Linked DNA regions of Homo sapiens: region 1 is linked to region 2. Evidence: chromatin loops called from intact Hi-C (ENCODE). Cell type or tissue: GM12878. All regions are shown on one strand. Links, peaks and the distances in the headings refer to the core of each region. The heading gives the core; the rest is flanking DNA. Region 1 has its middle 120 kb from the start of ESR1. Region 2 holds the start of LOC107986529 (a long non-coding RNA gene).

Region 1 (2,926 bases), core at 224-2,723, 75 kb before region 2:
TTCAATAATCTACCTTTCACCAGAAATCATAATAAACACAATAAAAATGCTTACAGAACCCCCACAATGCGTTAGTATACATGATTATTCCTTGTGTAAGTGAATCTTGTTGAGATTTTATGTTCAGTCAATTGCAATTAAATACTTTACATATTAACTAAAATGTGTCCTGCTCTATGTATTCTGGAGAAGTTACTCTCAGACAAATTTACATATTTAAATTATTTTATGGGCTAACTGATAAGTATAGAGAAGACTGAAGACAGTTAAGATCATTGATTTCAAAATGTTTTAAAGTGTTGATTATTTATTTTGGTTTTCTTTCTTTCCCATGCCAGTTTTGAGATGCACCTCTTACTTGGCAGGTGTTCCTCTGTACTGGGTACTGGGACAGAGAGAAATACAGTAGCAAGAGGGAGATCCTGCCTCCGCCCCATTCTACCATTCTCACTGCCAGAAAGCCAGCCTTTTTTCAAGGCTTGTAGAGAAGAAAAAGAGAAAATATTTTTAAAAATTCATTTAAAGTACCTACTGCATAAACCACACCAGACATGATGAGATATTAAAATGTCAATATTATTAAAAATTTTTAATATGATTTTACAGCCCCTTTGCTACTTTAAAATGTTTATCTTAGTGTTAAACAAACAATCAATAACCTCATAAACTTAAAAATTGCTGCAGGAAATACCGGACAGTTTATGGAAGGATCATATGACAGAAGGAAGGGCTGAAGAGTGTGAGAAGCTAGACCTCTGCAGGTTACCGAAGTCAAGAACCTCATTAATCGGTAACAAGAAGTGCAGAGCGGGCTTTTGAGTCCATGCCTGAGTAAGAAAGTCCCAAAAAACACTCACAGAAGATATTTCCTTGCCCCTGCTTTTAGTTTAGCTGTAGCTAACTTTGGATTAACAAAATTTATGTGCTGAATGATGTTTTATTTTTTTTTCCAACTCCACATGCCTGTCTAGACTTCAAGCTTTATTACGAATAAAGAGAAAATCGGCTGGATGGCATAAAAAATATTTCAGGCAGATTAACACATGATTTACCTCTTCTTGAACATCCATCTTAATGGAAGTGCTAAGAAAGTTAGATTCGGGCCTGGCTTGGCAAAAGCAAGGCCACCCCCTCCTCTATTTTTTCAATGAGATTTTCCAATCCTAGTCAAATGGTGGTGCTAGTTCTTTATTTTTGAGTTACTGCATTTCCTAATTTCATGGTCATAACAGCCTCCTGTCTACCGACTCAGAACGGATTTTACCAAAACTGAAAATGCAGGCTCCATGCTCAGAAGCTCTTTAACAGGCTCGAAAGGTCCATGCTCCTTTCTCCTGCCCATTCTATAGCATAAGAAGACAGTCTCTGAGTGATAATCTTCTCTTCAAGTAGGTACTCCTATTTCTTCTCAATTTATTTTTTCCTTTTTGATATAATGTGCTACTGTTTACAAGCATATTGTAACTTCAGAGCTTACCTCTCATCTTTAAAAAATGTTCATTTTTTTGTCTTTCTGCTCCAAGGATATTTTGCAAAGTTACTGGCAAGTATTCCTGGGATGATAAAATGTGAAATCTAAACTTGGTACAGTGGAAATTCACTTCTAGAATAATATTTAGCTGAGGCAGAGGGCAATCCGACTACCCTTTTCTTAGTACAGCACACACAGGCTGCCTGTCTGTTCCAGATAACATAAATGTATTGGATCTAGCACTAGCTAGGAGACACTGTATTGTTGAACTGTGTTAGAATTTTATAAGCTCTTAATTGGACAAATCTCAGAGTAGCATGAACACACTACCTGTTTTCTGAATCTTTGGAGCCATAACTTACGTGAGTTTGAACTAAGCGATGTGAATAAGCCATTATTTGTTTCCTAAAGGCAGTCAAGTTTTCTGAAAAGCTACACATTTAGCAGCAAAAGAACGAGCCCCTCTGTCTTGAAATGGGCCTCTGATTTTAAGCAAGCTCTTTTGAGTCCTGGTGTCCCATTTTCTCAGTTCCTTTTTGCCTCACAATGGCACATACATAATGACTCCACCACATATAGCAGTGGGCTACTCGGGTAATGATGTGGCAGTCACAAGACAGGGCAGAATACTTTCATTTTGGTTAGAGGAATGCCACATGTCTTAGGAAATGCTCGCTGAACTGTAAGTTTCATACTTTGTCAAGAAGATAACCAGTATTCTCTCAAACAAGTCCGTAGGAGCCAACATGATTAAAAGATTTTAAAGCAATTTACTCGATAGAAGGGTTGGGCTTAATCAGGACTTGTGATCATGGCAATGGTTCCTGCTTAAAGGTGCCAGATTTTTAATGCCTTTATGTGCCAGATCTAATAGGCTTACAGAGCAACTCCATGTATATGAGGTTGCTGGGAAACTCATCTGGTTTTGAATGTGGTATATACATATTTTAATATTGAGAGTAAACAGGAAGACCAGGTAGAAGTATTTGAACTGAATTCTGAAACGTACAGAGAACTTAAATTGGATGAGAATGTTTGAGAACCATGGATGGTTCAGGGTCCATTTGTATACCATAAAATCCCTTCCTATTTCTCAAAAGCAAATATTTTCTTTGATTTTGTTAATATCCTGTGATGACTGCCCACTAGGCCTTGGAATGCATGCAGATAATGCTGTAGCAGTTGGATAAAATACTCTAGAATGTCAGATTTTCAAGGAAATTACAAATAAAAACAATGTAGGTAAAAGATACGACATGTAGGAAAAAAGCAAAATTTTCCTTAAGAATACAAGCGTCGTATTTACGAGTAGAAGATTTTTCTTGGACATTTGGAGATACGTGTTTCATTTTATTGCTTGTGACAGTCAAGGAAAGGAATAAAGCTCTTGTGTCTTAAACTTGCAGCAAGAACAAAGTCCAACTATCTTTCGTTTCTGATAACTCTGTGTCTTTT
Region 2 (2,926 bases), core at 183-2,682:
CCGGCCTGGTTTGCTCGGGACCGGGGTTTCCTGGAAGGTGGGACTTTCAATGCTAAAACTGGGACAGTCCTGGGCAAACAAATCAGTACGGTTGGCCACCCTATCTTTGTGTGGGCATCTGCTAACTGAGTCATGGGCCTGTCTGGTTTATTTATTTATTTTTTTTCTGCCTGAGTAACAGAAGAATGTGTTAAACATATGGAGTATGGAAGAAGAAGGAGAGGGGAGATAGGATTTTTATGTTATAGATTGGAAGAAGACATCCTTGATGAAGGAGATGTTTTTACTTTGGAGAAGGACTGCCTCAGCCGCGAAAGACCAAGGGGTGGCACCACAGGGAGAAGTCTGCACTGCGCTTGTCAGGACGGCCAGTGGGGGGCTGCTGAGCGCAGGGAGTCAGTCCTCGCAATGAAGATATAGTCTCGGGGAGATAATGCTGGAAATCGATGGAAGAAGTGGAACAGGACACAAATTTAGTGGAATTTCTTTACAATGTGTGCTTCTTGTCACCAGTTCGTTAACCATGATAAAAACGGTTATGTTGTTACATTCATCAAGATCCAAATTTTCTACCATTTTAAGATGTCTATCAGTCACAATGATGATCACTGAAGACCGAACGAGATCATTTCCTCTAAAAATTATGTTACATTTATCCATAATGGCATCAGTGTCTGTTACACGTTTGCTTTAATTTTGAGGTCAAATACGACATTTGTAAATCTAGCACTTCATGTGATTCTGTAAGCACTAAACAGCTAAACATATTTACTTCTTTTTTTTGAATCAATTAGAACAGTGCTGTACAATAGAAAAATAGAACAGTGCTGTACAATGGAAACAGTGCTGTACAACAGAAATCTGTCAGCCACACGTGTCGTTTAAACTTTTCTAGTAATCACATTAAAATTGTAAAAAGAAGCCAATAAAAGTAATTTTAATAATATATTTTGTTTGACATAATATAGCTAAATATCAATTTTGACATGTTCTAAATATAACAATTATTAATGAAAAATATTACATTCTTTTGGCTTTGTACTAAACATTTGAAATGTGGTGTACGTTTTTCACTTATAGCACACGCAATTCAGATGCTACATTTTTATTAGGAATATTTAATCTGTAGATAGATATCGTAAAATTTACATTTGAAAAAAATAGATTCAGACACCTAAGTTGTTACAAGCATACTTAAAAGTTTTCAATGACTGAATTGAGTATCAGTTTTAAAATTTAAATCAATGAAATTAATTAAAATGAAATGAAAATTTAGAAACTATTCCTCAGTCACGCTGGCTACATTTCAAGTGCTTCATAGCCACATGAAAGCTGTATTGGACAGCAAAGAAGTAGAATATATTTGGAATAAAAATTTTAAAGTGGACACATTGTGTTACTCTCGTTAGCCATGCTATTGCTATTTTTTTTCCTATAGCTAATTAAAACCTTAAGATCCAGTAGGTTCTCCACCTTTTTTTAAAGCATTAGTTCCATGTCGACCCTGTAGATGGCAGCACTTTCTTCCTAAAACTACATGGAGGAGTTGCCTGGGCTTGTCACTCAGATTCTGGCACTTTTCATAGAAAGAGTCTGAATTATCTGGAAAATTCTTTGGTAACATAGGTCAGAATCTTTTCAGCTCTATTGTTATTCTGCACAGATGGCTGTTGCTTATGAAAACAATCTCTCAGCCTCTAGTCCAGGATATTACTCATTCCTCAGTTCAAGAAACTCTAGGGTGAGAGGAGAAAGGGGTTCAATTACAGAACTGTTATCAAAATGCGTTGGTTTATGCACATCCGTGTTTTGGACATGGTGATTCCAAGAGACTCTTAATAAAACTTTTCAAAGTAGATGAGAGACAGTTTTTCCCTCACATGCTGTGGCAATATTAATCTATGTTTTCATGTTCCACTGGACTTTGTAATTGAATTTTAAGGAATGCATACAGGGCTTCATATTTATATATAAAATATCCATATCCAGTGTTGAAAGAAATTAACAATAAAATATGTACCTGTATAAAATTTGTGATTTTTGAAGCACCCCTCTCTTCCTCTTCGCATTGCATTTGTGGTAGGAGAACATGAGACAAGGAACGAGGTACTAAGGACAAAGAAGGAGCGATTCAGAGGTGGATTTCCTGAAGACCAACAACATTTTTGCATAGCTCGTGAGGACTCTCTGATACTAAACTCCAATAAATGATGGTTTGGTGTTTTGATTGCTTTTGATTGACATTTAAAAATTACAGGAGACTGAGATAGGAGGATTGCTTGAGCCTGGGAAGCGGAGGTTGCAGTGAGCCAAGATTGCACCACTGCACTCCAACCTGGGTGATCGAGTGAGACCCCATTTCAAAACAAACAAAAAAATAAAAAATAAAAAAAAACAAATAAAAATCACACGCCTCTTTTTTTCACTCAATCTGTTTTCCAAATAAAATATCAAGATTCTATTTGAATTTTAATAATGATTTTGCTGAGTTTTATAGCTTGAATACTATGGCAAGTATAATGTCTAAAATGCTGTGATTTTGACTTAAGAAAAAATTTACAGTTTTCTTAATATACTCTTTAGTTCTTTTAAACTCTAATACATGAAATGGATTGCTAATGAGGGTAGGAAGGGGGAAAGACTGGGGAGAAAAATAGCTAACTTTTCTAGCGATAGATACATGTCAGAAGCTGTAGTAGGTTCTTTTGCATGTGTTTACTTACATTACCTTCTGTAATCTGCATTGCAATTTTTTCATAGACAAGGAAACCTAGACTTAGAGAAGTACAATACCTGTCATCTCGTAAATGACAGATATAGTTGAGCAAATCTACTGAAATGGTTTAGCTTCTTATCTTTCCAGACAACAGATAAGGACTTATTCTATATGAAGACATCTGAGAAATGAAAATATGGTTTCAGGTTC

The links. A loop is a pair of places that touch in the nucleus more often than their neighbours do. Peaks named below come from ENCODE experiments on the same cell type or tissue, not always from the same donor. Only the 100,000 strongest peaks of a DNase experiment are listed, where the experiment ranks them.
Region 1: it touches region 2 in a loop (4-fold over the local background); 16 of 110 quality-filtered maps call a loop at or near these places.

What each region holds. Positions count from the first base shown.
Region 1 is chr6:151,689,277-151,692,202 of GRCh38, forward strand. It overlaps a transcript of ESR1 not described here. Among named protein-coding and RNA genes, the nearest start is that of ESR1, 120 kb to the right of the region's middle. In GM12878, for the core only: a CTCF peak has its summit at 1,181; DNase peaks (open chromatin) are centred at 1,325 and 2,075; H3K4me3 peaks cover 835 bases.
Region 2 is chr6:151,764,119-151,767,044 of GRCh38, forward strand. It overlaps LOC107986529 (a long non-coding RNA gene), which reads right to left and starts at 2,024. Exons shown (of 2, transcript XR_007059818.1): 1 at 1-2,024. It also overlaps a transcript of ESR1 not described here. In GM12878, for the core only: CTCF peaks have their summits at 363 (motif pointing right) and 1,513 (motif pointing right); a DNase peak (open chromatin) is centred at 1,562.